6 separate regions of the Mus musculus genome follow, and all the other regions are linked to region 4. The links are chromatin loops, found by intact Hi-C in ENCODE. Cell type or tissue: heart. All regions are shown on one strand.

Region 1 (5,000 bases), 140 kb before region 4:
CATTTTTAGAAAGTAAATTTTTAAATTTGTAATTGGTGCCATTTCTCAAGCAAGATAGGAAGCATGAGGTTGTTGTGGCTGAAGAATTAGTGACTGAGAACAGAAGCAGCAGTTATGGTGTTCCCCTCTATGTGGCCATCTTTAATATCAGCTTTAAACCAAGTTCTTCCTTTTCTTTTTTTCTTTTTCTTTCTTTCTTTCTTTCTCTCTCTCTCTTTTTTTTAACCTAACAGGTAGTTCCATTAGCTGGTGTCATTGTGAAAGAGTCTTTGACAGAAGAGGATGTGTTAAACTGTCAGAAGACCATATACAACTTAGTTGATATGGAAAGGAAGAATGACCCTCTTCCTGTTTCTACAGTCGGTACCAGAGGAAAGGGACCTAAAAGGTAGTGCTGTTTTCTTTACACCTTCACACATCCTGTTTATTTAACAGGCATTACTCTGTAAGATAATTCTTCTGTGTGTAAATTATCTGAGGAGGTGTATGTACCATATGATGGGGACATAGTAGGCATTGCTACAGTGTAACTTGGAGTTCCACTATTAAGTATGGAGTAAAAAGAAAAAAATACATCTCCATTTCTGTTTCTTTTACCATAGCAAGTGCCTAATATTTATTATAACCAGGACCATTTCTGAGTGTGCTTTTGATGTTTACTCCAGAGATGAACAGTACCGGATCATGTGGAATGAACTAGAGACTCTCGTCAGAGCCCATATCAGCAACTCTGAGAAGCATCAGAGAGTATTGGAGTGTCTAATGGCATGTAGGAGCAAACCCCCAGAAGAAGAAGAGCGGAAGAAGCGAGGGAGGAAGAGGGAGGACAGGGAAGACAAGTCGGAACAAGCAGGGAAGGAGCACGGCACGGAAAAGGCCCGGCCGGATGCAGACAGGTGACTTGTCCCCTAGCACCCACCTTGGCCTGTCACACATTCACTTCATTCAGTATGTGCTTGTCCACGCTAACTGTACTCTTAGTCACCCCATCCTTCTGTGCCTTAAAATGGTATGAACTTTTATTGTTATGACAAAATTGTGTTAATTTTTTGCTAACTAATTCTGGTTATCATTATGGTGTTTGATACCAGTATATACTTTGAATATTATAAAATTCACAAACATAATTTTATGTTTAGTGAGTCACTGGCCAGGCATTCATCACAAGATGTCATCCTGAAAGAACACCCTGCCTTATTTTAGAGATAGGTCATACTTCAGTGATCACAGCACAGTGTGGAAAACGCTATCTTATACGAATTAGGTTCAGGTTGCCCTTTGGAACGGACTAGCATGCAATCCTAATTTTGACATCATTCCTAATCAGCACACTGTTTCCCCTTGAAGCCACACTTGAGTATCTGAGTTGGATTCCTGGGACCAACATGGTCTAGGAGAGAACTGACTCCTGCATGGTGTCCTCTGACCTTCACACACATGCCATTGTACATGAATTGCCTGTACCCTTATTTAACAAGTATCTTAATATATCAACTCCTATGTCCTTGCACAGATCAGACAAGACAGCTAGATTTATTGTAGTGGCAAATAGCCTCTGCCTTCACAGTTACTAATTCATGGAAGACCTCTGCTCATACATACATGTTTCCATGTCTACCATCTTCACTGTAGGTCTGTAGGAATGTGTTGACAGTAGTTCTTGAAGTCCTCATCATTTCTAGACAGGTAGAGCACTTTACTTCTCAGCAGTTTAAACAGTACACTTTACTTCAGCTCCAGCTGACCTCCAGTGTATGGCCTTGTGCATATATGAGAAGTATTCCTCTTACTAAGGAAGCCTAATAAAAGCTTAGAGTAGGGCTTTTTCATCTTAGCGCTTAGGTAGAAGCACTTTGGTTGATCTGAGTTCTAGGTTAGCCTAGTCTATATAGAGAGTTTCAGGCTAGCCAGAGCTACACACTGAGACCGTCTCAAGAAAAAGCTTTAGAGTGATGAGGCTTGCGAGTAAGAACACCTGAGAGCATACCTTGTCACACAGACCGCACCACACTAGACAGTAAGGACTAATTTTATTTGTAATTTGTCATAGATTTTTTTTTCCTTCATTTTTAAAATGTGGGTCTTGTGAAATGTCTTGTTCATAATTACATTGTTTCTAACCTTTTAACTACTAACTTAAGTTTCCTTGGTTTGGTTTTAACTTTTACATTGGACTAATTCCTGAACTGTTACTACTATAAAGGGAAATAAAATTGTGAAGAACTCATTAAACTAATTTATATGATTTTTAGATTCTTTTGTGAGATCAAGTATGTTTTATAAAAACTGATACACACAGTAGTGTAGTTACTGGGCCACTTATAGACTTATAAACTAAACTCTGCTTCATTACTTGTTCCTCTTCCAGATTGAAAGGGATTTTAGAACGAGGGAAAGAAGAGTTGGCTGAAGCAGAGGTCATAAAGGACTCACCTGATTCTCCAGAACCTCCAAACAAAAAGCCCCTTGTTGAAACGGATGAGACACCACACATGGAAAAGTCTAAAGGTGAGGACAACCTTGGGAGTGGCCTGGGCAGTTTAGCTAAGCACATGTTTCTGGGCAGTGTTACTTCACATTGTATCTGTGAGAAAGAGCTACTGACGCCTGGATGCCTGGAGATGTTGTTTACATCCTTGGAAGTGAAGATGTTTTTAACATTTAAAAAAAAAATAGTAGCAGTATGCTTCTATCAATAAAAGCTTTGAAAAATAAAATACTTTATATAAAATCTATACTTTAAGAATTTGTAAATTAGAAGCTTAAATCTGCTTATGTTCCCAGAACTGCCAAGTGCTGGCTTATGGAGGACAGACTGTCCCCAAGCCCCTTTATCATTATTCATTTCGATTAATGAACAAAATAATTGGTTTTCTTGTGACATATTTATTCAGTACATCATGGTTTGTTGCTCATAGTTCCCCTCCACGTGAGATGCTCTTCTGCCCCACTCTCCTTCAATAATCCCTTCATACCCCTCCCACTCTTACATATGCATGTGCGTACACATGAAAACCTCTCTTCCACTTTCACATGTGCATGTGCATACATATAACATTTAGATCCTATGTGTGAAAAAGAGAGAAATACTTGTTCTTCTCTCCACCCAACTCTTGGTACCCAGGGAAGAATGTAATCATATTTACTCATTTAGTAGTAACATATGACCAAGCTTAAGTGAAGATATTGTTTAAAACCTTTAATATTATTTATAGGCTGAGAAAATTAAATTTCTTCATGTAATTCTAGGTCTAAATGATGGGACTTAGACTTGGGTTCCTGATGTCATTCTGGGCCTGAGTGTCTGTGAAGGTATCCTGGGTTCAGTCCTCTTAGAGTATATGGAAAATCATCAGACTATCTGATGCCTGTGTCTCCTAGCCATCAAGAACAGGGCAGCCCAGTGTTATTGGCTGGTCATCCTCTGAGCATGCAGGCTAGTCACTCCTTAGTCAGTGCACTGGGACATACTCATTCTTCAAGCCACTAATGTCCTTGCATTTGGGGAAGCAGGGGTCACCTTGAGGTGGTTTGGTGCCTGCCTCTCAGGTCTTTGCTAGAGTTAGAAATAATAGGGTTTAAATTGGTGTTTACTGAGATAATTACACATCTCACATGCTGAATGTACCACTATGGATTAGAATGAGAAATTTAGTTATACTTCAAAGATTTTATTTATTTTTTTACTCTTTGCGATCTCATACGTGCATTTGAATCATACCCATCCCCAATTCTTGTTTCCCTCTTCCCTTAGGTGTCCCTCTCACCTTCATGTCTTTCATTCTGTTTTACAAGCTAACTCTTTGTGTGTTTTCTGATCAACAGCATTCTTTAACCCATTTCATCTACTTTGGAAAAGACTTCCCACCTTCTGTCCCCCCCAAAGCCAGTTGTGTACCTGATGTCTACCTACACTGCCTTTAAGGCTGTTTTTCCTAAGTGTGTCCTGTGGATTTGGTGGAAATCTGTTCAACTTTCTTGGCATGGTACAGTGCCTGAAGAGTATAAAATGAACAACAGAAGTGAGGGTTAAATTTATTACATTTCTAAAATTTGAAGTAGTAATTTTTCTGCTTTTTTTCTCTTCTTTCTGCTCTAACACCAGGGCCAGTGTCCTTATTATCCTTGTGGAGTAACAGAATAAACACTGCCAATTCCAGAAAGCACCAGGAGTTTGCTGGGCGTTTGAACTCTGTCAATAACAGAGCAGAGCTGTATCAACACCTTAAGGAGGAAAATGGGTTTGTGTAATTTCCTGTGGAAACTGCTTTGTTGATTGTGTAGTCCTGTAATGAAACTGCTTGCTTTTGGTCAGCAGTTTTGTACTACTCTTATGATTTAATACTTATATTGCCTCTAAGGAGAAAGATATTAACCTGTTAGACCCTTGGCGCTCACAAAGGCCCAGTTTATTGATTGTAATTATGAAGCTGTGTGCATTATATTTTCAGGGGGATAAAAACCACACACTGAATCTATGTAATGTTAAAGATTTAGAATAAATTTCAGACATGATTATTTTAATCGGTTGTTTTAAGAAGATATATTCCTATAGTACACTGTTAAAGGCATTCCTTTTGTAGAAATCTTTGACTAAATGGAGGAGACTTCCGTTTTCTTCTGTTTTCTTCTCTTGGAGAAGGGTGAGGGATAGGGAGGGGACCTTAGGGAAGCGCCCTGATGTTTACAGGCTCACCTTTCTCTCGTGTGCACAGTGAGGAGGTTGGACTGACTGGAGGACCCCGAACTGCAATCCCTTTCTTAAAGTGCCCACGTTCTCCTGTTGTGAATAGGTTAGATTTTAGTTCCAATGGGTAAAAGTAGATAAAACTACTACTAAATTGCTACTAAATATTTTATCACCGTCTCACTTTCCTTCTTCTAAATTTTTCAGGATGGAGACAACAGAAAATGGGAAAGCCAGCCGCCAGTGAAGAGTGACTTGAGAAACCAAATTTAGAATATTGTGAAAAATATTTTGGGCAGAATTTGATATAAGT
Region 2 (5,000 bases), 93 kb before region 4:
CCTGGGATGGACAACTGGCCACACTGGAATAAAGACAGCTTAGATAAAAGTTTATACCAGTATCAAATTTCTTAGACACTTGAATTTTGTTCCTTAATACTGCATGAGAGACTCGCAGTAATGACAGGTAAATCGTCATGATATTTGCTATCTACATCAAAAGATCCTGAAGATGTGTGTGTGTGTGAATATGTGTATGAGTGTGTGCATGTATGTGTAGTGTGTGTATGTATGTATGTGTGAGTGTGTGTGTTTGTGTGTGAGTGTATGTGAGCGTGTGTATGTGTGTGAGTGTGTATATGTTTGAGTGTGTAGTGTGTGTGAAGACAGCCATAAAACTTGTGATAAATTATAAATATTGATGAATGCACTGTATTATTTTGAAAAAGTCTTTCACAAATTTGAGATTATTAAAACAACAACAAAGAACAGGTAATTCCTCAGTGAGGCCTTTGCCTTTGTCAAGGTTTGCTTGAACCCCGTGTCCTGGGCCCTGCCCTTATCTACCCATGTGGTGGGTGAATCTTCATTGTCAACTTGACTACATTTGGAGTTGCCTAGGAGGCACACCCCTGGGCATGTGTGGGTGTTTTCAGAGATGATTAACTGTGGAGGGAAGACCCATTCTAAATGTGACTCTATTCTATGGGACGGGGGTCTCAGGCTGAATAAAGGGGGGGGGGTGAACAGGACAGATACCTGAGCTCATTTGTCTGTTTCCTTACAGTAGATGTAACAGCTGCCCTGGGTTCCTGCCGCCATGCCTTCCTTCAAACCCCAAGGGAAAGCAAACCTTCTCTCTTTAAGTTGCTTTTCCCAGGTGTTTCATCACTGCAACGAGAAAACTTACTAATGCACTGTCCTCTTCCAGAGTGATGACAACCCTCAGCTCAGACCTGTTGGGGTTGGTTCTAATGCTACTTGTAATTAATACAAATTTAATACACAGGAACCGGTATGTATACCTGTAAGAGACTGAAGGTTCCTGCCCCCAGTTGGCTTTGATTGGTGAAAGAAAGAGCTGCCAGCGGCCAACAGCTGGGCAGGGAGACAGAGGCGGGACTTTTAGATTTCCTGGGCAAAGGAGAATGGGAAGAAGAAGGAGGAGAGTCACCATGATGGAGAAGCAGAGAGATCAGATTAAGAGCTGCAGGAGAAAAAGCATCCAGGCATGTAAGAGTCAGAGAAGCAGCCCCAGGCAAGGGAAGGTATTGAGAGGTACCTCGGGATGATGGCGTCTTACCCTAGGTAACTGGACTCCTGTCCTGGGACTCTTGGTTTTAGGGGGCCCTACTCTGGGTTGAGGCTGGTCTCACAAGAAGCCAGAACTTGGGAACCCAGCTTGGCACGTTATCTGTTTGTCAGGAGAAACAGTCACACACCCATTTTGTTCCTGTTGGCCTGACTTTGTATAAGAAAACCTTCCAGGTTTAGGCCAGCAATTGTTGAGCATCCATTGGGCCATCTCAGAACACAACTTCCAATGCTCTGGATAGCAGATGCCTCCATCCCAGACCCATCTTGTTTCACCTAGAGATTTTATAACTCAGAGCCCATCCCTTGTTTCCCAACACCAATATGAACGTAGACAGGACAACTCCTAATGGGCACCTCTCACCTACTAAGTCACCAGATCTGTGGGCTGGTGATGTGGCTCAGTTGGTGGGAGGGAGAGGAAAAGGAAGAGAGGCATTGGAAATGAGAATACACTGCTTCTACACAAGGTGGGGTTTGTCCCACACCAAGACTCGAGACTGGCATTTCCTTTCTGTTCCTTGCTGTCTAAAACCTTTCCATCCCAGGCATCTTTGAATTGGAAGGCAAAACTCCCCTAAACTCTGATTTTGGTCAGCTGTGGTTTGATCACGGCATTCGCCTCTTCAGTATCTTCCACAGGGTAGGACCAAACATTTCTAAAACAGTACTCTAGAGGTGGACTGACACACAACAGAGGGGTTGCTCCCACTCATGTCCTGCCTCCAGTTTTATTTATTATAACCTTGTGTGTGTGTGTGTGGGGGGGGGGTTACAAAGGCTGTCACCGGTTCCTGGAGATGGAACCCAGTTACCCTCACTTGTGAGCCCTCACTGCCATCGCTGACCCACCCACTGACGGTCACCAGGGTGGTCACCATAGCAGCTGCAGCTGCTGGATCCTTTTATCCAGTCATGAACTTAAGAAAAACAGGATCCAAGAACAGCTCCACAGGAGTGTTTCCTCCTTTCCTCTTCTCTTCATTTGTGTCTTCTTCAACCCTTTCCTCCCTCTCAATTAACTTTTCCACTCAAAACATACATCCACTCAGACTCCAGCTTTTACGGTCAGGATTCTCCAGGCCTCTGCGTGGTGGTGCGAACACCACAGCGTTTCACCCACCCTACTCCCACCCCCTCCCACCCCCATCGCCTGCGGGCTCCTACTCTCAGCTGGACTGTCACCGGCGCGCCAAGTTCCAAGCAGCGTGGTTGCTCTGCGCCCTCTTCCAGTCGGCGTCCCTCAAGGCCGGTTCCATCTGAACCCTCGTGTCGGCAGTTTTCCTCCAAACCCCTCTAAGTCCCTTGCCTTTTGCAAATAGGGATTGTCTCTGCGCGCTCCGGGTCGTCCTGTCTACGCTGGCTGCACTGCACCCCTTCCCAGCCCGCATCTGGAAAGTCCTGGGTCTCTCCTGGGTCCTTGGGGTCGTCTTCCCTCCCCTCCCGGAGTCACTCCAGACTGTCGCTGCTGGTCTCGGGGCTGCCCCTCCAAGATCACCCTGAGCCAGAACCAATGCCCCCGGCTGAGTCCCCGTTACCCCCGCAGCGCCGCCCAGCGTGGCTCCCACGCCTCTGTCCTGGCCGCTTCGGGGTGGCCCGTCCCCCGAGAACTGGCCCCGCCCCGGCCCCGCTCCGCCCCTGGCCGCCCAGGCTTGATTGGCCACGCGCCCCCCTCCCCGGGGCTTCTCCCCGCCCTCTCGGTCCGTGGGCACCGCCACCTGGTCTAAAGAGTCCCCCAAGGGGACCTAGAGGCTCCGCTCAGGCCGGGAGCGAACTGTGGGGACGCAGAGGGCTCGCGGGCCAGGGAGGAGGAGCGAAGGTGTAGGACAGAACTTCGCCAGGAACAGGAAACCTACTGCTGGGCAGGGGCGGCGACGGCGGCGCGGGGCCATCGCAGTGTCCCCAGCGGTGGCCTCGCTGCCGCTCCTCGAGCAGAGCTGCTTGGACCCCTCTGACCCAGCGGGCCTGAGCTCACCCTTGCGTGCAGCGGAGACAGCAGGGACAGCCACAGGAGCGTGAAGCAGCATGTCTGACAAAATGTCCAGCTTCCTCTACATTGGGGACATCGTGTCCCTGTACGCGGAGGGCTCGGTCAATGGCTTCATCAGCACCCTGGGGTAAGCAGGACGTGCTTTGAGCAGCGCCAGCCAACTCGGGTCCCTGTCCCTCTGGCGCGCGGCTTGTCTGGGGTCTGCGCCTGGGACAGCCCCGGGTCCCCTAGGTCTCAGCGCGCAGGAAGCCGCGAGCGCTTCTCAGCAACTTCATAATCTCCAACCCGAGACACATCCGAGAAGAGGAAGTGGTTCGCACGCCCCAGACAGGCCCTGCGAGCCTGCCTTCCCTGCCTTGTTTTGATTAAAATGTGTGTTTTCTCCTCATCTTCCCTATGGCCCGTTCTCAGCGCGCGGCTGGAAAGAAGGGTGGGTTGAAGTCCCAGGCTTTGGCCATGAAAGTAGGCGATGTGCACCGCGCAAATGTGGCTTTGTCCTGCTGGAGGAGATTACCAGCCCCTCTTCGCTGAAGTAATTTCCTTTTGGCCTTGCCAAAGGAGGACTCACTCCTCAGGCTTTGCCAAAACTGGCCTCCTGGGCAGCCAGGGTTCTAGAACTCAGCTATTCTCTCTCCCTGTCCATCCCCTTCGCCCAGTGAAAGGAGTTCAGCCTACTGCAAGGCCCTTGTGATTCGAGTTTGTATATGAACTGGGGAAATACTGATGTATATCATACAGAAAAGCAGCGTGTTAGTTAGGTTAGGACCATTTCTGGTTTCTAGAAAATTCCTTCATGGTGTTCGCGCTGGTGAACAGTTAATTGCACTCTATGATATATTTTAGTGCACAGGTAGTTTTTGGTTACTTCACAGGACTTGCCTCAGACTGTCTTATCTGAGGAGATTGAGGCTGGTGACTGCTCTCAGCTGTTAGGTATTGGAGTCCTGTCCCCCGGGCTGTGAGGGAGAGAGCCTTTCTGTGACTGTGTTGCGTGCCCAGTGCCTTCTCTGGAGGACACCAGTGGCTCCACAGTTCCTGTTCTTTGTTCATTTCCCCACAGATTGTGGGAAGGAAGGTTTAATTGAATATCTTTTCCATGTTATTTGCTCCTGAGATTGAAGTGTGAAAGAAGTACTTAGTCCAAGTGTTTCTGCTTGATCCAGTTGTTTCTGAAAGAATTCACAGTCCAAGTCTAGTCTGGGTCCAGGATAGTGCTTCATTGATGAATCCTGTCAAACTTGGTAGGCATGAAAGGTGTCACCATTTAGCAGCTAAAAGGAGGGGCTCTAGAAACAGAAGGTTTGTGCTGGGATCCCCACCCTTTGGTTTGCAAACCTTATGACCCTGGGCAGGTTATGAAATCTATCTGGGCTACATCTCCTGAGTTTAAAAATGGAACTCACAGTGGTTTCTGCATAGGGGTGTGGGGAGGAAAGAGGTAAGAGAGGCAAAGTGCTTACCACGGCAAAGCCGTAATGACTACATTCATAAGTTAATTAGCTGATGCAGTAATTATCACCACCCAGACCAGGCAAGAGTTCAAGGGTCACTTGCAAGGTCGAATGTGGATAGCGTACAAAGCAAACACTGGAAGGGCTGAGGAGGTCAGCTCCACAGTAGGCATCGTTGGGACCAGGAGATGGGGACCAAGAGAAGTGACCGACTCAAGGAACAGAGGGTATTTGTGTCCAAAGCCAGGACTCTACTCCTGCCTCAGACGCCCCGCCAAGTGTGTCCTGTTCTGCTTTCAATAATA
Region 3 (5,000 bases), 170 kb before region 4:
TAACTCTTGTTTCTTTCATAAACAAATCTACTAATTACCCAATTTCTGGAGATTTAAAAAAAATGGTGACATATGACAGCTGTATTTTTAAATGTCAGGAGTTTAAATTGTTACTGCTCGGGTGGGTACCTCTAGTGTTTGTAAATACAAAGGTAATATATTAACTGGCACATGAAAATAGCAAAATAAAAATGTGTTTCAAGTCATTCAGAGAAATACTTTAAGAGATCAAGAATGTATATAGTCAAATATGGTGGTACATACTTTTAATCTCAGCACTAGGGAGGCAGAGCCAGGTGATTATCTGTGAACTTAAGGCCAGCCTGGTCTATCAAGTGAGTTCTAGGACAGTCAAGTCTACGTACAGATTCCAACAACAACTCATAAACAAACATAAAGAATGTATATAAAGAACACATAAAAATGAGTATCTTGTAAAGACATATAAACTATTTGAAATTACAGAAAGTTTCTATTCTTCCTGAAAATTAATGTACTTGGAGCTTGAGGAAGAAAAGCAGTTCTTTTTTTGTTTGTGTTTTGTTTTGTTTTTGTTTTTTGAGACAGGGTTTCTCTGTGTAGCCCTGGCTGTCCTGGAACTCACTCTGTAGACCAGGCTGTCCTCGAACCCAGAAATCTACCTGCCTCTGTCTCCCAAGTGCTGGGATTAAAGGCATGTGCCACCACCGCCTGGCTGAAAAGCAGTTCTTAAAGTTGAAAGGAACACAATTTGAGAGAAAGAGCACATTGAATGAAGACCAATTTATATGCTCCTTAAAATCGTGGCTATGCTGTGTGTGTGTTCAAATTAACAATCCAAAAAAGGACTAACCTAACCCAAACCAGTTATTTCTAACATATGGCCAAGAGTCGGTAAAATTTTTCTTATGCTGAGCACTATCAAAAACATTTGCATCACATAAAATCCTAGTTGTCAAACATGATACTAACATAGAGTCATTTGAATACATAGGGTGTGTGCATGCATGTGCTTTTGATATTATATACAATCTCCAACCACTAACAACAAAAGTACAATTACATAAGTGTTAGGAGTACATGACTGCTCATGTTCAAAGCAGGTAAGTAAAGGCTTTTACCCTAAAAAAAGTTCCTTTAGGTTCTAATATTCTGACTTCTAAGAGACAGAATTTTTATATCAAATTCTTTAGAATGACATTATAAATAAATATATATATGTGCGTGTATGTGTATATATATATATATATATATATTGCTTGCTCTGTGCCAACACTGAGATAGCATTTGTTTTAAACATGAATAAGACATGATTCCAGACTCAAGTTCAAGCTGGCAGGAGAGACAGGTAATTGAACAAATAATACATCCTAATGAATACTGCAAAACTATGTCAAGAGCTATCCGAGTTCATTGTACTGTCAATGTCACCGGAGGGAGTCTAAAAAGAATCATCTATGAATTGGGTTTTGATAGATGATAAGACAGAAGGAAAAGCAAGCATTCTAGCAGACTATATGGACTCACATGGCACAGTGTTTGGAAAGGAATTAGGGGTGGCAATAAGATGACACTGAAAAGGTAAAATATGATGAGATAGGATGGTAAAAAACCCTGATGAATCGATATGCTTAAATTAGAACTTGAAAAAGTTTCAGGCGAATACATGTCACAGTAAGTATGGAAGGCTGAGGCGGGGACACCGGTTTGGGGTGGAGGAAGGGCAACTGTAACAGTCACAGTGAAAGAAGCAAAAAAACCTGGTGCAGTGTGAGTGGAATACAGAACGTAGGCAGTTCTGAGGTCCGTGTTCTGGAAAGGAGGACGGGAAGAAAAGAGAGTCCTCACTCTTGAGGAGCAGACACAGATGCTGGTAGCAATATAAAAAGCATGTGTCTTTCAAAGAAAACCTTAGAATGGGATAAAGAAAGAATGCGTGCAGACCACACACACCAATAAGCATCCTGTCCACACACATCACTCTGAAAGCAGAGAACTGCACTGTTCTTGAAAATGGTGGAATGCACACACTTGGAGCTTCTGAAACATTTGTCTGGAGAAAACCAGTTTTTCAACTTGAAACCGAATTTGGAAGGCCGCTGAGGGACTCAAACGATCCCAGCAGCTCCCTCAGGACCGTGGCTAAGTCCCAGGCGCAAACGCGGTCAAGTGTGCTGAGGTAAACTCAACAGTGACAAGTCCCTCAGGCCACCGCCCACGGAGCTCCCGAGTGGCAGGAAGGGGAACCCGGAAGGGGTGTCCCGCGGCGTGCAGGCCCAGGGTTTTCAGGGAACTTTCCGTACCTCAGTTCCCGGCAGGACCTCAGGGAGAGCACGGAGAGAGGAAGCCCGGCTCAGAGGCTCGCCCACGCGTGTAGTTATTCCACTGCGCTTCAGTCCCCCTGGGGCGACGACCACCCGCGAGGTGGAGTGCCCACGGAGTGGTCTCCGCGCCCTCGCTGCGCCTGCTCAGCGAGCGGACGCACAGTCCTGCTCACACAGCGGCGGGACGTACGGGAAACCCACTCGTCTCGGCCCCATCCCGGGCGGACCAGAACCTCCGCGACCCGCAGCCGCTGAGCGACAAGCCTCGCGAGACTTCCCTCTGCTGGTTCCCGAAGGCCCCACCCCCGGTAAACGGCTGGCCGTTGATTGGAGAACGGGGAGGGGGCGGGGCTTCTCTCCTCGCCCCCCTCTCAAGGTTTTGCTCTGCCGCTCGCACACTCTCGCGTGTTTTCCGAGGGGCTACCGGCCCGGACTGGAGGCGGAGAGGGGAGGTTGGGTGGGTAGGCTCTGCCTGTCCAGAGCCGAGGCTGGCTTGTCCCGGCCGTGGCTTAGTACTTTGTGGGGGGATCTCTCGGGTCGTCCTGACCGTTCTTCCCTACGGTTGATTGGGAACAAATGTTAAAGGCTTTTTTTTTCCCCTCACTTGCTCCGCCCTCTTCCGGTTCGGCCTCTGGTGGCTTCTAAGGAGAAGGGAAGATGGCGGGGCTGTGCGAGAGCGCCGTGCGCACGCGCGAGTCCGAGTGCGCTCTTGTGCTTGCACGCGCATGCGCGCGCCCCTGCGTTTAAGCAGCCGGAGTGTTGGGAGATGAGCCGGGCAGTCAGTCTTCTGCGGGTTGTACCAGACCGACTGTGCGCCGACTCCCCACCCACCCTCGTCCGCCTTCTCTCTCAGCCTCCGTTCATTCACTGCAGGACCAGGCACGAAAGTAAGCGAACCTCGATGCCGAGGTCTTCCCCATCCACTCACCTCGTTCGCCGCCCCCCACCCCCCTTGCAGTCAGGTGTGTGCAGAAGGTTTGCAGACAGGGACTTTGGCGGGGAGGGGCGGTGCGTTCCAGAGCAGCAGGAGGTAATAGCGGGACCCTAAGGTGGTTTGTTACCTTGAACACTTGCTGTTTCCCAGGTGCTTTAGAATGTAGGTTTAAAAAAAAAATTTTTTTTTTTTTGGTCTGTAAAATTTTAGGAGCGAAGCAGGGCAGTGCACCACATGTTCTGTGTTTATAAGAAAAAGTTTTAGAAGTGTTTTCTCTTCGCCAGCATGGGATAGCATCTGCTTGTTGTGGTCTACGTGGTGAATTACTGTAGTGTATTGCAAGTGGAGGGAGAGGATGAGTTTGAAGCCATAGAAAGACGCAATATGCAGTTACCGTAGGAGATGTGTGTCTATTTTGGGTTGTACTTTTGCTGTCAGTCTTTTCCTGTTGATTTCCCTTAGCCCCTAACAAGGATCACCATAAATACATTTGAGGAATTAGATCTGTGATTTGTAGGCATAAGAATCAAATACAATGTGCACAGATGTTTTCTTCTATTTTAAGTGCTTTGTAAAAGAAAAAAAGAAGTATGAACTAACTTCATTTGGTAGATAGACTGCATGGTATGATGTGGCATATTCTTTGAACTGGCACCATTACTTTGGCCTTTTTTGCACAAAATTCTCAGAACTTAGGATCCGTATCAAATCTTGAAAACACACTTAAGTGAGAAATCATTTATGATAAATGTTATGTGTCATCGTTTTGACTAGTTTGTTTATCCTTTTACAGGTTAAAACAAAATGAAGATTTTTTCTGAATCTCATAAAACAGTGTTTGTTGTGGATCACTGCCCATACATGGCAGAATCCTGTAGGCAGCATGTGGAGTTTGATATGCTGGTGAAGAACAGGACCCAAGGCATCATCCCTTTGGCTCCCATCTCCAAATCCTTGTGGACTTGCTCAGTAGAATCTTCCATGGAATATTGTAGAATAATGTATGACATATTTCCTTTCAAAAAGCTGGTGAGTGTTATGAACACAATTGTGATGGGATGATGTACTTAATTAACTGTGTCTATAATTATTATGTGAATTTACTGTAGATTTATAACTGTATAGTTCAAATGTATGTAGAGCTGCCCTTTATGATTAGTGCAGTGTTGGTATTTAGTTGCAGACAGCAGTAATGATGGCGCTGAGCACTTACAAGATCCAGGTGTATCCCAAAGTACTGTATACCTACTGGCCTCTCCAACAGTCCAGTGAAGTATGTACTATCTATACATGTTAGGCCATATATAAAGTATGTTGTAAGCATGGAACAGGCACTGAACTTTGAGAACAATTGGGAATGTTGAGGTTATTTTGTAGCCCTGGCTGTCCTGGATCTCACTTTGTAGACCAAGTTGGCCTTGGACTCACAGAAGTCCACCTTTCTCTCAAGTGCTGGGATTAAAGATGTGAACCATTTCCCCAACTCCAAAAAACTAAGTTTTTGTTGTTGTTGTTGCTGGTGTTTTGTTTTTCTTTTCTTTTGTTTTCATCAGTAAGAGGAAACATTGACATTTGATAGAAATTCCAAATATTAAAGTTACCTTTAGGTTTGAGTATCTTAGATGTTTCAGGGTTATTTGCAAGTAGATGGCATGTGTTCGATCTTACTTGCAGAAGCCTAAGCTGGAACCTAGCAGATGAGATTTTTTTGCTTGGCCAAGGTCCTTATCATCTTACCTGATCGGATTTTGTTTTGTTGTGGT
Region 4 (5,000 bases):
CCAAAACACAGAGGCCAAGAAGCCTTGATCCTCACTAATCTGAAATTTCGAGGTCACTTACTGAATGCCTACTATGTGGAAGCGCTGACCTGGTTTGGTGCTGGGGGCACAGGTGTTAAGGTGTGGTTACTGTCCTCAGGTTCCTGCGGTCCCCATGGGAACCATGTAACACACCACTGAGCTGCGGGCTCTTACCGTTTGATGGCTTCCATCATGCATCAGTGCACATGCTAAAACCAGTAAATTTAAAGAAGGCAACTTTAAACTAAGAACAGAAAAGAGAAAGAAACCCTACAGTGTTATGATCACAGTTCCCAGGCACAACCCGTTAAACCAGCATTCAGCTATGAAGTTAAGTCATTCAGAAGAACACGATGAGCTTATGATTGTTGTAGAAACAGAGTCCAAGGCAAGCAGAGCACTTCCTGTGGGGCTTCAGCAAGCGATTGTGCACCGAGCATGCGCAGTGGGGCTTCTGCAAGCGCTTGTACACCGAGCATGCGCAGTGGGGCTTCAGCAAGCGATTGTACACCGAGCATGCACAGTTGTAAGCCACTGAAGACCAGGCTCTACATTATGGTGAATGTAGAAAGCATCAACGCTTAGGACAGCACTGGAGGATACACGTGGGTTTTATTCTGCAAGACCATGAGTAGCCGAGGTTAAAAGATGCCCTTCCTCAGCATGAGGAGACTCGCCACACAGTGTTAGAAGATGCAGATTAACTTTCCAGAAACATAGAGGGCCAGAAAACCAGGGTTGAAATGTAGAAATAAGCATTTAATTACAGGACGGGTAATTCAGACATTTGGACTTTATGTGATTGCAGACTTGTCACCTGTCTCTCTGTAATGTCACTTCCTTGGGACACATGAGTTAGTCAGTCAAGGTGAAGGTGGCAGATGCGGACTGTACAACTGTGCAGACGCTGTGACTTAGAGACCTTAAGTTCGGGACCGTGCCTGTGGGAGAGAAAACAACGTCATCTGAGGAACGGCTAACACAGCCTTGGAACCAATCCTGCCCCGTGGGAAGGGCAACACTCGGGCATCTCTGCTCCCCATTCACTGCTTCAGACATTTCCACACTGTGGAGCTCAGTCACTAAAGCAACAACTTGGTATTTCTTTCCAAAGCAAGACAAAGCAAAGAATGTAAAATAATTTTGTTAAAGATTTCACATGGCCTTTGGCTTGGCAAGCCAGGGTCTCATTTTGTTTGGACTCGAACTTGCTATTTTTCAGAGACTGGCTTTGAACTCCTGATACTCCTGCCTCACCTTCCAAGTGCGTGCCGCCACACCTGGCTGTCATATTTCCTTCTAGAGTAGCTTACTTGGGAGTTGGGGAGAGCTCAGTGAATAAGCTGCTTGCCTTGAAAGCACGGGGTTCTTGCCATTCGGGACTTACCTGAGAAGGGCCAGGCGTGGGGGCCTGTGCTTGTAATCCTACCATTGGGTAAATGGAGACAGGCTCTGTGGCCAGCCAGCCTAGCCCATCAGGAGGGCTCTAAGCCAGTGAAATACAGTGTCAATTAAAAAAAGAAGTGAGTGATGTACACCACACACACACACACACACACACACACACACACACCCCAGTGAAGAAAATGGGCTCGCTTATTTGTTTGTAACTAGGTCAAGCGTCCACTAGATGGCACTAAACCCCTACTTCCTAACTCCAATACTCCTAGGAACAGTTAATAAAAAAAACCACTAAAGTGCTGGAAGAGGACAGTCTTGGCGTCCCATGCTCTGAGAGTGAGGAGGCAGGAGGCCAGGATTGTCTGCAGCAGCAGCAGCTGTAAAGTTGAGTCTGAGGCCCACATAGAAGACACTTTCTAGAAAAAAAATAAATAAAAAGAAAAGAAACAAACACCAACTAAAACAAAACCCCAAAAGCAAAACAACAGCAGCTAGCTAGGGAAATGGCTCAGCTGGGAGATTGCTTAAGCAGATGACGGCTATCCCTGGGACCTGCAGTGTGGTTGGCGCTCCTCGCTCAGGTTGCCAAAGGGTCTGGTGCCCTCTTCTGGTCTCTACAAGTACTGCACCTGCATTCAGGAACCCACTTGTGCCCCCACCTTCACCCCCACCCCCAAAGGACTAGAAAGCAAGACTATGAGCGTGAATCATGGGCTTCTGTGATTTCAGTCTGTTTCCTTCTGTTGTGTGAGTGTAAGACTGCTGGCATCCTGCATCTGACTCGGTACAGTTAGCGAGACTCTTGTGGCGACCTGACTTTCTCTTCTGCACACTGCACTTTAATTGTGTGTTTTGATGAAGGCTACCTGTCGATATTGCCAGTAACCACTACATTCTCTCATCCACTCTCTCCACCTTGTGGACCCTGAATTTGATCTTGGCTATCTCACGGTCTTATAAATGCATGAAATATTCTTAGAACTCGGGTCATTTCCCCACAGTGACACCTCTCCTCCCCGGTTATAGGCATCACAACTTGGGAATCAAGATAAGCATATCTTTCCATGGCAGTTTCTACACTTAGATGCTGATGACTGTAAACATATAAGACTGATGTAAACATCATTCATTTAACAGCCTCTTTCGTGCGGCATGATCTTCCCTTTAGCTTAAAAGCCTCTGAGGTCCCGGGAAATCTTTCCTTCAGCATAAGAGCCTATCTGTGGAGTCGTTCTGTTTTGGCTCACACCTTTCTGTTTGCTGGAGGCAGGAGAGGAGATGTTGCAGTCTCTTGGGGTGTGGCTTGCATTCCTCAGACCTGTCACACATGGCTCTGTGTGACATTCCCGTCAGTAGCCCACATCTCATCTGTGAAGAATTAAGGATTAAGAACATTTCTCAGAAGGGGAATTGTGAAGTTAAATGAATGAACTCTCAAAAGCATTTTTAAAGAAACATCACACAAGAGGTTCTGCAAACTCAAATTAGTCCTACTTCTCTTACTTGTGGTGATCTCTCTCCCTTATCTCCTGATTAAAATTCAACCTGCCCTTTAATGGTTTCCTTGAACACCAGGAATAATTATTTTTTTTAATTTTATGCATATGAGTATACTGTACTGTATGTATGTCACTGTTTTCAGACACACCAGAAGAGGTCATCAGATCCCATTACAGATGGTTTGAGCCCCCATGTGGTTGCTGGGAACTGAACTCAGGACCTCTGGAAGAGCAGTCAATGTTCTTAACCACTAAGCCATCTCTCCAGCCTTCAGGAATAATTCTTATATAAATTAGCTCATCACAGATCACTCCATCCCTCCTGTGACCTATGTTATTTACAAATTATTCATTTCTTTCTCCTAGCTCTGGTCAAATTCTGCTTTGTAGTATAGCTGACCTTATTTATGTCTTATTTTCCTTCTGAGGTCACAGGGTTGGTGGCCAGGGATAGGAGTCTTGCCTAAAATAGCACAGGCCACAAAGTTTTCTCCTTAAAGATGCTCTGTTAGTGTTTATTACAAAAGTTCTCTCTCTCTCTCCACCATGCCTGACTTACAATTCAGTTTTTTTCTTTTTTTTTCTTTTTTTTCTTGTATTTTCTTCAATTACATTTCCAATGCTATCCCAAAAGCCCCCCCCCCCCCCACTCCTCTACCCACCCATTCCCATTTTTTGGCCCTGGCATTCCCCTGTACTGGGGCATATAACGTTTGCCTGACCAATGGGCCTCTCTTTCCAGTGATGGCCGACTAGGTCATCTTTTGATACATATGCAGCTAGAGTCAAGAGCTCCGGGGTACTGGTTAGTTCATAATGTTGTTCCTCCGATAGGGTTGCAGATCTCTTTAGCTCCTTGGATACTTTCTCTAGCTCCTCCATTGGGGGCCCTGACAATTCAGTTTTTTAGCATCATGAAATATTTTCCTTTAAAGTCCTAAAATATCCAGGAACTGCCTTAGCACAACTTTTTCTTCCTTCTTTAGCAACATTCTTCTTTATGCATCATTCACTAATTACTTTGATAACTACGGCTGTTACTATATTTGGGGAAGAGACAAAGTAGTAGACTTTGAGGTGTGCATAATTTATTGTTTACAGCTAATGTCTGTGAATGCATGTGGCTGTAAGTTTATTTGGGTGTTTTTCTTTCTCTCTAGTAGTAACTTTTCTCACAGCCATGACACAATACTATCAACAGCAACAGAAGAAGAAATGGCTTATTTTGCTACAGTTGCAGGCTATGGGCCATCTTGGTGGGGACGACAAGGTGGCAGGGCTCTGAGGCAGTCACCCCGAGGAGCAGAGCCAGATGGATGCTGGTGCCGATCTCAGTTTGTCTTTTTATTCAGCCTGGAGCTCTTCAGTCTGTGAGATGTTGTTGCTCCATTCAGGACTGTCTTCCCTCCTCAGTAAACCTCTCTGATTGTAAACCCAGTCAGGCCCACAGTGACGGCCCATGTCATCTTTTTTCCTCCCTCCCTTTTTAACATTATTAGTTTGTGCTTTGCTGACTGATGGAGATGACTGGCAAGCAGACAAAGACAGGGATGTGTGACTTTTACCCACACAGACCTGTGGACATCATGGGTCTCCATAGGCTTGTGGCTCAGTCTCACATGTCCACAGATCTGGGGCTCAGTCAGACTTCAAAGACTTGGGACTCAGTTATGCATTTCCATAGTTTTGGGCTCAGCCATAGGCTTCACAGACTGGGGGCTCCATCATAGAGTTTCCCCCTCATTTTGTAGACAAGGACTCCCAGTTCTCTGGGACTGGATGACTTTTCCCAAGGCCCGAAGCTTTAAAATAAAAGGCCTGGGTGCTCTTGATAGGGTTTAGAGTGTGGCATGGTCTGTGGTAGAACATGGGCAGCACCGCCAAGGGCAGAAGCTGTTTTGTGTTGGGCTTGGTTGGGTGGATTCTCGTTTCTGTTTACATCCTGCTTATGTGTGAGCCATGGCTCTGAGCTTGGATTTACTATTACCTGGAACTAAGTATTCTAATTCATCAAATGTAACCCTTTGATACAGCTTTAGATACAGTCTGGCTAACTTTGCATTGGTTACATTTCTGTTA
Region 5 (5,000 bases), 130 kb before region 4:
GAAATGTAAGCTGAAATAAATCCTTTTCTCCCCATCTTGCTTTTGGTCATGATGTTTTGTCACAATAGAAACCTTATCTAAGACTGAAGTTTGAAAGAACTGGGTGCTTCGGCCTGACTGCGTTGGTTCACGGTGCAGGTTCTCAGTATGAAAGAGGTTTCTAATGATTTCATCAACCTTTCCATCTGCAGGAAACCAGATTGCTTACCCAAGTGATAGATCTAGGTTTCAGCACTATGCAGACACAATCTAGACTCTCTTTTTACTTAAAACAGTTTACGGAAAGGCCAACTCTATCTTTTCTAAATAATATTTCTGAAGATTCTGTAATGCATCCAGATGATAGCACTCTAACATTGCAAACAGACCCTCCTCCCCAAATTCGAATTAGTGGCAGTTTGCATACAGATAGTCTTCACTTTGAGAGAAATTTTAGGGAATTGCCACAGAGATGAACAGATGACAGCGGATTGCTTTGAATGAGACATGGTAGGTGCTGTGCTAAGTGCACATTTCATTTTGTCTTTACAATCAATACACTGAGATAATCTATAAACTAGTTTTGAGCCTCACACTCTCACTGTTGAGAATGAATTGTACTTTATTTATTTAATGTATATGAATACACTGTAGCTGTCTTCAGAGATACCAGAAGAGGGCATCAGATTCCATTACAGATGGTTGTGAGCCACCATGTGATTGCTGGGAATGAAATTCAGGACCTTGGGAAGAGCAGTCAGTGCCCTTAATCGCCGAGCCGTCTCTCCAGCCCTGATAATGAATTTTTAAAATGTATTTATTTTTAGTGTATATGAGTGGTTGCCTCATGTATATGTGCTGTACTGTGCATGCCTGGTGCCTGAAGGAATATCAGGTTCCCTGGAACTAGAGTTACAGATGATTGTGAACTGTTATGTGGGTGCCAAGAACCAAACCCAAGTCCTCTGCAAGAGCAGGTAGTAGTCTTAACCGCTGAGCCATCTCTCCAACCTTTTGTTTTAGAAGATTATAAATAGTATTTTCTATTTGATAGCTTCATATGCCTCCCTTTCTAACTTCACATCCTCCTTTTCCAGTTAGTGCTCCGTGCAAGCACATAGCTGTGGGCATCCAGTGGAGCTTGGGCAGAACTTACAGCCCTGAAGAAAAATGACTGTCTCCCCCAGCACCTGTCAAGTGCTGATAGCCTCTCAAGTAGGAGTATTGCCTCAAGCCTCAAGCCCTGACCTATCCGTGCTGGAATGGAATGTTAACTGACAGGATCCTGTGTGTGTGTGTGTGTGTGTGTGTGTGTGTGTGTGTGTGTGTGTGTGTGTGTTTGGGGGGGCGGGGTTATCAGGAAGTTCCTGAGTGCTATGATGATTACAGCAGACTATATTTATATTCCACCATACTCCTCCCTTTCTGCCTACACCCCTTTTCAATTCTGTTCCCTGAATATTAGCAGTGCTGATACTGCTGTTCCATTTTAGGCTGATTACCTAACAGTCCCTTATTCGCAGTACTTTGACCAGTTATGACTATGCATTGACTGCTGCTCACTGCAAAAAGAAGCTACGTTGACCAAGGTTAGGAGCAGCACTGATTTATACAACAGTCAGGCACTGATTTGAAAAGTATTCTTAGATCCTGTTGGTTTGTATTCCATATTCCATGTGTTGCTGGGGTGGATGGTCTCTACTGCTTCTCTTCTCTGGTTCTGGCATGTGGGAAAGGGGAGAAGGCTGGACACCTTTCCTGGTTGTTCCCTTGCTCCATGGCAGTCCACTGTGGCTTCTGGTCCTGCTCTCAGTCTCTGTGTGAAAAGCACTCTGCTTTCTTAGTCACAGTGCTGCCTGTTTATGTAGTAGACCATTAGATGGACAAAATACAAAGTGGACTTAACTTCAGTGGTAGTTAAATATTTTAAGTGGTAATGTGTGTGTTGTGTGTACACTCATATAAATTTTTTTTCAGGGGCTGGAGACATGGCTCAGAGGTTAAGAATGCTGACTGCTTTTCCAGGGGTCCTGAGTTCAATTCCCAGGAACTACATGGTGGCTCATGACTGTCTATAATGATATCTGGTGCCCCCTTATGGCATGTGGGTATACATGCAGTACAAAACACTATATACATAATAAATCTTTAAAAAATGTCTCTTGAGATGATAATTACATCATTTCCCCCTTTCCTAAAGCCCTCCCATATAACTCTGTTTGCTTTTTCTGATGCGTGACATCTTTAATTTGTGTGTTACCCTCTGTGTGTGTGTGTGTGTGTGTATTCCTAAATATATAAATAGAACCTGTTCAGTCTGAATAATGTCATTTGTGTTTTCATGGCTGAGCACTAGGTATTGGATAACGATTGGTGTGCTCGTCTTTGGGGGAGACTATTTCTCCTGATCTCAGCATAGCCTGTAGTTCTTTATATAGGATTTACATCACTGAGCTTTCCGTCATCCACTTTATCATATCTATGGCTGTCCTTGTTCAGCTTATATTTAGGCAAACATACTGGCGAGGCTTTATGAAGGTAGCTTCTGACACACAACCTCTCAGCAGACTCCTTTTTCTCTTGCTCTTTTACTCTTTCTGCCGCCTCCTCTGCAATAATCATAGCAAGTGTTTTTCATACTCGTCGTCTGTCAGGTGTAACACATGATTTGTGTCTTTCTAAGTTACTTTCAGAGTAGCATGAGCTAAATAGTGCATAGTCTATTTGAAACCTAGGTGTGTCAGTTTGTGGTAGGTTTGAATAATGTATGCAGAGAGGAAATACGGCAAAGAGAAAACTACAGTCATCACTTGTCTATTGGTAAAGTCAGAAATAGTCCTCAGCTTTTAAGAAGACCATGTTTCAGTAGAATACTGGCTAGACTGAGCCCATTCGTTCAGGTAATATAAATGAATATGTGAATTTGGATAACTGGGATGGCACAGGCACATCATGTAGCCGTAAACACTGAGGTCTTCTCAGAACACATTTAGTTGACTCTCATGAGCTTTTATCTAAGATGGTTTTGGTGAGACGAACAGTTTCTAACAGTAGTTAGGTCAGATGTACTAATCCATATAGATACTGTGTGTGCTCATGCCTGCAGGTAGAGTTGTCTTTGTAGATAGTTAATAAATCTGTTGAGGTACTTAAGACATTTCAGATGTGTGTTTATGCCCATAACAATGCTGATTTATCTGGCTTCATGAAGCTAGTTGGAAGAACTCTGGCCAATAGGAAGAAAATAACAGTGATTCTCTTGGTGATGCTGAAAGTGTTAGGAACCAATTGGATGACTACAGACCTTTCTAAGTGGACTGGAAGAACAGGCCACTGAAGGAAGACATCCTGTGTGAGTGCACCTGCAGGGGAATGAGAGTGCCAGGTAATAGGAGAAATACCATGCTTGCCTATTGGTTCTGATACAAGTCTCAGTAAAGCAGGACATTCCTGTGTTTTTTGTGGGCTCAGGTGATAGGGCTCCTGTTCAAAATCTTAGACTCGCGGTTTCCCAGCAACATTAATACTATAGAGCCTCTGCCCTGGGAGAAGGAGGAATCTATGAATGTAGCAGTTAATACCATGAGAGGAATGGGCTTAGGAACACTAAAGGCTTGCAGGTTTGTTGTCAAAGACTTTAATGGATTCTGTAGTACTGTTGTATGCAGTGGCCCTGAAATCTTTATAGACTCTTGCACTAAAGTATTTAAATTTATAAGCTGGGTAGGGCATGACTCTGAGGTAGCAAATACTGTAGGAGCTAATATACCCTTATTTGGGCATTTGATGACCTGTAGAGGTAAGGAAGACAGAAAAATCTGACTTGATCTTGTGCTCCTTTCGTTTGGCTCCACTGAAGATACATTAGCCCCTTCACTCACTTCTTTGGGGCCTCTTTGGGAATTTTAAAGTACTCTCCAGCTTTCCATTTTATATCCCACAGTTTAGGCACAATGTACAGAATAACCTTGCTACTGCAAGTCATGTAGTATGCAGAAGCAGTATTCCAGAGACAGTGGATCATGGAGAATGCCCTGGTGAAGCAATGGCAGGCATTGCTTCTCAGTCAACACTGGAGAACTATCACCCTCACTCACTAAAGGATCCACTGGAAGTGGTCTGCCAGCCTTTGTACCAGAGAGACACTCTGGAACACCAGGTACCTTGGCAGCCTCTCTGAGGGGTTTCAGGTAGTTGGTGGACCTTGTCTGTGAACTCTGTCTAGCCCTAATGCTGAAGATAAGAGCAACAGCACTACTGGGTGTAAATAGCAAATGGCTTTAATCCCAGCACTGAGGAGGCAGAGACAGGCGGTTCTCTTTATGAGTTTGAGACCAGCCTGGTCTACATAGTGGGTTCCAGGACAGCCAGAGCTACATAATGAGACTGTGTCTCAAAACAAAACGATAAACAAAAACAAACCCCAGCACAGCCAGGGCTTCTGTTTAATCAGCAACCCTTTATGTGCGTGATCCTGTAGATGATGTGCTATGTTCCATGCTTCTTGCACCACCAAAGAGGGGGGAAAGAGTGTTAGTGTCCTTAGTTTGTAGTGGAAACTGAGGTTCAGTCTGGGAGCTAAAATTCCCAGATGTACAAAAGAGTACCCGAGTTCTGATCTAAGTCCAGGGATTTACTTTAAACTGAAAGGTAGGACACTATGCTACACAAAGTGTCAGACTTTGGAGTAAGAGACATAAAACCAATCTGCTAGACTGGTTAGATTGTACATTAATTGATCTGAGCCTCAGTTTCTTCAAGTAAAAAGGGAATGGACTGACCTTGCAGTGATCTTTTCAATATTAATCGATATAACATACTTTGTGAATTCCTTGTCATGTGGTCTTTCAGCAAGTTTTTCTGTCCCTTTCTCTCCCCTCTGCCTTCCCTTCTGCTCTTCTCTCATGCTCTTTCCTGTCTTTCTCTTCATGCCTCCATCCATCCCTCACATCGCTGTAGAATCCTCCCTTCCTTCTGCCCTTGCCTTTGCTTGGCCTTCCCTGTTCTATATCTCCCACCCA
Region 6 (5,000 bases), 350 kb before region 4:
GGTGTCTAATTAGAAGTCTGGGTATCATTAAAACAGAATTCTAACACATGTAACAGAGGAAGCGGCAAGCAAGAAATTATGTCAGGAATTCACACAGCTCACTGAAAGTACATTAAAACATTTTATTTTAAATATATTTTATGCATCTGGGTATTTTGTCTACATCAATGTCTGTTATAATGTCAAGTTACAATGGTTTTAAGCTGCTATATAAGTGTTATGAATTAACTTGAGCCCTCTCCAAGAGCAGCCAGTGTGCTTAACTGCTGAACTATCTCTCTAGCCCACAATTTCATTTATGTGGCTGGCACGCACGCACGCACGCACGCACGCACGCATGCACGCACGCACGCACGCACGCACGCACGCACGCACACACACACTCATGTGCATGCATGTGTCTGGGTAGCAACAACACAATAAAGGAAATGAAGAATACAGCAAACAATGCTTTATCAAAACTACCCATATCTAGCAGTTACATGCTAGTTTAAAAAGTAAACTGCACTTATCTTGGAGTTGGGAAAACTTTACCTTTAAATAGTTTAATACAGCTGAAATCACATCTATATCATTATAAAGGCAAAGGTGGGCCTCACAGCACAATGTGGTCCGTGTATTCTTCTCTTACAGGAACCCACCACCAGTTGTTCTGTGCTTGGGGGTGGCAGTTCTGACAAAGAGCTGGCTTTAAGTTCCTGAACTGGAGTTCTCTTTAGAAGCTACTTGGTGGTACTCTAGCACTGTGTCTCTCATGGTAATACAAGAGCTTGTTTTAATTTAATTACATGTGATAGATGAACATAAGAATGTGAAAGATGGTTTAAAATTTTTCCTTTTTCATGGTTACAGAACAGCACAGTTCTGTTTAGCTACAGAAACCTGTCTCATCTAAACAGAAGAGACCTGGCTGTCCAGTTTCATAAAATGTGCTTACAGTCTAGACAAGAGTCTACCAAAAACCAAAACAACAACAAAAATTAGTCACTGAGTATCTGATAGGTGCTCCTGTCTACCAGAGCATAGCCCCTCAACAACAAAAGGGAAACCACAGTGTGCATTAAACCACTGGCCTCAGGAAAACCTACTCAGTGACTTTAGCCCTTCAGTCAGTATTGCAGTCTGGGGGTAAATGAAGCAACATCGGCGTTTTAAAGCCCATGAAGAGCCCTTGCTGCATCTGCTCAGTGTGTACTAAAAGCCAAGGTCTCTGTGTTCCCCCCTTCCCTCCTGCTGCTTCATGGCTCTCTTCTGCAGCTTAAATCACTCATTTCAGTTTTCCATTAATAAACATCCATTTTTGATGATTCTTGTTAATTAATATATATTCTCCCCATGTTTTGAATCAGTCTCATTCTGAAACTGAGAATCTTTTATCTCTCACTCCCTAGTGCCAAGATTACAGACTCCATTCCTTTTCAAATGGGTAAGAGTCTCAATCTGCAAGATGCCAAGGTGTTTTTAAAACAGAAAGGGTATTTCAAAGTTCTGAGATATTAACACTAACAACTTCGTCTTGGCCACTGTTTTGTTGTAAATGGTCACAATTTAATGGTTTCACAGCTCACTCATGAACTATTTCACAGTACACAGTAGACAGCAGACAGTACTGTTAAGGACTGACACCCCAGGCTGTCCTATGGGTGCCACATGCACTCCACATTCACATTGTTTAAGAAATCTTAAAGTTTTTTTGTTTTGTTTTTAAGAAATTCCAATCCCTTATACTGATAGTTTCAACATCAAGGTTGAGAGAATTTGTTCTCTTCTCCACAACATCTTCAAGGCCCTAGCACAGGGCCTAACAATAAACACAGGCACTTTAAAGTACCTCTACAGAAAAAAAAAAAAGGGATGTTTAAAAACAGACATTATGAGCTGTTGATTTTTAGAAGCAAAATGAGTTAACATTTTCTACAAGCTATTTACAAGAATTAAGAAAAAAGCCGGGTGGTGGTGGCGCACGCCATTAATTCCAGCACTTGGGAGGCAGAGGCAGGCGTATTTCTGAGTTCAAGGCCAGCCTGGTCTACAGAGTGAGTTCCAGGACAGCCAGAGCTACACAGAGAAACCCTGTCTCGAGGAAAAAAAAAAAAAGAAAAAAAGAAAAAAAAATCACTAATGCCCACCAGGGGGCACTACAAAGCCAGGCCTTCCCAGACAGTTCCTGACTCCCAAGAAACCTTCTCATCACTTGGCAATAATTTTAAAAGTAAGCCAATTTATATAAAAGTCCAGGCTTCCAGATCTTCTTGCACAACAGGAACCTAGCCACACTGGGCTAACCTGTCACCTGACATGGGTAATCCTGAGCTCTTGATAGCTAACAAATAGGCAGGTCTTCATTAACATAAAGTGAGGAACAAACATTAAAAAACCTGTTTCTTCATCCTCCTTTTTCTTTCCTTTCCTTTTTTCCCCTGAGACCTGGTCCTTTATACAGTGCATGCTATCTTTCAATGGAGTCTCCACTGTGCTCGGCATGGACATCTGTTTTGGTACCTTTCCCTAGACTTCAAGATCCTGTGTTTAACATTTCTAACAGTGAGTTCCAGGACAACACAAACAACACAAAACAAAAAAGACTTCTGCATCAGCACCATTATTACTAGCTAGAAAAAAAGTTTTAATATTAGTGAGACAAATAAGGAAAGATCTGCTCACCTTTCTCTATGAGCTAGGATGAAGCCCTTAAATTACTGCCTCACAATAAAATTTAACAAGATGGGGCTTTAAGATATGCATTAAATTTATATATAAACAGTAACTTTAAGTGTGTGTTTGCCTTCCTAAGAGCCCAGCTAGACGGATGGCACACAGCTAAGGCAGCTAGCTGCAGGGCAGATTAACTCACTTGGTCAGCGTCTTCAAGCTCCTTTCTGACCACTGAACAGTCAGTAAGCCTAGGTTATAACTCATTCTCATCTGGAAAATAAAGCTCTTTTTAGTAACTGACCTGACGCTAGCTTTCCATGCCTTCAGCTTCCCTTGCCACTTAAGCATGCATGGCCACTATTGCTGACTACAGTGCTGTTTATGAAGTAACTTCTTTCCATCAAGAACGATTCAAAGCAATTGCTACAACTCCCATAAGTCTTTTCTGAGCTCCTGTATTGGGAAAGAGTCTATGTATTTTCAAAGTTTGCTATATTCTGTAATGTTTACACATTTTTGACTTACTGGGTGGTGGCTGCTGGAACTCAAACCAGGGCTATGCAAGAACTCTATCCTGAACTATACTAGCAGCCCCTGTAACGTATACAAGTTTTCGTGCATGTGTGTGCCCCCTGCAAAAGCCCTTCGTCTGCTCCAGGATGTGAAACTGATTAACACACACAGCTTCTAGTCTCTGGGAAGATGCCCTTTATTTAAAGGCTATCACAAGGACAGAAACACTGTTAGTATAGAATGTAGGACGAGTAGCTAAGCAATTAGGATTTCCCAGTGAAGTAAGACCTAAGCTCCTTGAAGAATCACTGGAGTTCAGAGGAGAAAGTTTCAAATGGCAGAAATAGCATGTGAAAGGGGCCATCAATAAGCAGGGAAAAATCACAGCAACTCAGTACTGGCCACGGTTGGATGGGGTGCCAGGAGCTAAGGCTAGAGAGAAACAGCCACTGGGAAGGAAGCCTGCATTGCAGTCCTTAGCTACTTTTCTACTGTGATAAACACCATAGCCAAGGCAACTTGTGAAAGAGTGCACTAGGGCTTTCAGTTCCAGAGGTCAGTCCACGATGATGGGAAAGGTGTGGCAAGAGAAGCAGCAAGCAGAGGACAGTTTGAGCCATAAGCAGGAAGCAAAGAGCAAACGTGAAATGCTGAAGTCTTTAAACTCTCACAGCCCATCTCTAGTAACAAACTTTCTCAGCAAGACCACATCTCCAGAGCCTTCCCAAACAGCGCCACCAACTGGGAAGCAAGCATTCAATGAACACCCTAGACTTCAGGGAGCAGGGTACATCTCACCAAAAACAATACATGCAGGAGATACACCAGACTTGTTTTCAGAGTGCAGAAAAACTGGGCAGCATAAGGAAGAAACCATTTCAAGACAGTCATTCATCAGTGAGGTACAAGGGAACCTTAATTAGAGAGTAAACAGTTTTAAAATATTCAGAAATAAATGTGAGAAGAAGGAATCAATGGATAGTGCCCACCACCTGACCCTGTCCTGCTCGTCCAGAGTAGCGTGGATGGATGGATGGTGTCCAGCACTGGACCCTGTCCTGCTCGTCCAGAGTAGTGTGGATGGATGGATGGTGTCCAGCACTGGACCCTTTCCCATCTCCCATAATGCTGTGGATGGTGTTCAGCAACTGTATGTTCTTGAGGGCCAAGGCCATTTCCTAAGGTGCCTATGACAGCAATACAGTAAGAAGCCATACTCAGATGGAAAAGCCAACCATAGCCAACCCACACATCAGCTAACACTGATAAGGGAACTCACTGGGACACTTCCGTTTAGTATCGTTGGTTACATTACCTCCTCATCTGCCAATCCTTCTTCTTCCATAGCCACTTCTAACTTCTTCTGCCTTTCCAAAGAAAAAATAATTAGACTTTTAAAATACATTTCTATTTCCATTTAAGATATAAGTTATTTATTGAAGGCAACCACTGGGCATGCTATGCTAAGGAAATCTTTCAAACTGGACCAAGATTCGACTCTTTACTATGATCAGTATTCCTTCTCAGAGACACTAGAATTTAGCATTCTTTGCTGACCAACTTCACTGCTTTCTCTCCCAGCACAAGATGACTTTGTTTGAGTCTTAAGCTCAACCTCCCAACTCAGTAAGGACCCTGGTGTCAAGTGTATGTAATTATTAAAATTCTTTGGAAACTGAAAAGTCATATACATGTAGAAATAACCATCGATCATAACATTTGCTTTTCTAGCAAGAGCCAAGTTTGGCTCCTTGGTCTTTTTTCCTTAACACTGAGTTAGTTAGGCTAAGCATTTCTGATGGGGCTGCAGATGGAAATGAGGACTGTGGAAC

What was found. Peaks named below come from ENCODE experiments on the same cell type or tissue, not always from the same donor. Only the 100,000 strongest peaks of a DNase experiment are listed, where the experiment ranks them.
Region 1: a loop joins it to region 4, with 2.4 times the contacts of the local background. A loop is called at or near these places in 6 of 42 quality-filtered maps.
Region 2: it touches region 4 in a loop (3-fold over the local background); 10 of 42 quality-filtered maps call a loop at or near these places.
Region 3: a loop joins it to region 4, with 2.1 times the contacts of the local background. A loop is called at or near these places in 6 of 42 quality-filtered maps.
Region 5: a loop joins it to region 4, with 3.0 times the contacts of the local background. A loop is called at or near these places in 6 of 42 quality-filtered maps.
Region 6: it touches region 4 in a loop (2.2-fold over the local background); 9 of 42 quality-filtered maps call a loop at or near these places.

The regions. Positions count from the first base shown.
Region 1 is chr6:146,549,880-146,554,879 of GRCm38, reverse strand. It overlaps Ints13 (integrator complex subunit 13), which reads left to right. Exons shown (of 18, transcript NM_138757.2): 13 at 234-388; 14 at 666-896; 15 at 2,369-2,508; 16 at 4,106-4,241; 17 at 4,716-4,793; 18 at 4,895-5,000. The coding sequence ends at 4,934. Among named protein-coding and RNA genes, the nearest start is that of Ints13, 25 kb to the left of the region's middle. In heart, no CTCF peak of the experiment used is centred here; no DNase peak of the experiment used is centred here.
Region 2 is chr6:146,500,158-146,505,157 of GRCm38, reverse strand. Itpr2 (inositol 1,4,5-triphosphate receptor 2) reads left to right here and starts at 2,935. Exons shown (of 57, transcript NM_019923.4): 1 at 2,935-3,371. The coding sequence starts at 3,280. In heart, CTCF peaks have their summits at 2,619 and 2,819; DNase peaks (open chromatin) are centred at 2,947, 3,567, 3,767 and 4,217; H3K4me3 peaks cover 3,067 bases; H3K27ac peaks cover 2,052 bases.
Region 3 is chr6:146,575,491-146,580,490 of GRCm38, reverse strand. Ints13 (integrator complex subunit 13) reads left to right here and starts at 2,656. Exons shown (of 18, transcript NM_138757.2): 1 at 2,656-3,190; 2 at 4,031-4,266. The coding sequence starts at 4,042. It overlaps Fgfr1op2 (FGFR1 oncogene partner 2), which reads right to left and starts at 2,580. Exons shown (of 7, transcript NM_026218.2): 1 at 2,283-2,580. In heart, a CTCF peak has its summit at 2,933 (motif pointing left); DNase peaks (open chromatin) are centred at 2,270, 2,650 and 2,980; H3K4me3 peaks cover 3,710 bases; H3K27ac peaks cover 2,514 bases.
Region 4 is chr6:146,407,048-146,412,047 of GRCm38, reverse strand. All of the region lies in intron 9 of Itpr2 (inositol 1,4,5-triphosphate receptor 2), which reads left to right. Among named protein-coding and RNA genes, the nearest start is that of Itpr2, 93 kb to the left of the region's middle. In heart, CTCF peaks have their summits at 1,785 and 1,988 (motif pointing left); DNase peaks (open chromatin) are centred at 1,457 and 1,957; H3K4me3 peaks cover 656 bases; H3K27ac peaks cover 566 bases.
Region 5 is chr6:146,541,892-146,546,891 of GRCm38, reverse strand. No RefSeq gene overlaps it. Among named protein-coding and RNA genes, the nearest start is that of Ints13, 33 kb to the left of the region's middle. In heart, CTCF peaks have their summits at 644 (motif pointing right) and 2,083 (motif pointing left); a DNase peak (open chromatin) is centred at 1,161.
Region 6 is chr6:146,759,656-146,764,655 of GRCm38, reverse strand. Stk38l (serine/threonine kinase 38 like) reads right to left here. Exons shown (of 14, transcript NM_172734.3): 3 at 4,484-4,535. Among named protein-coding and RNA genes, the nearest start is that of Stk38l, 37 kb to the right of the region's middle. In heart, CTCF peaks have their summits at 2,145 (motif pointing right) and 3,921 (motif pointing left); no DNase peak of the experiment used is centred here.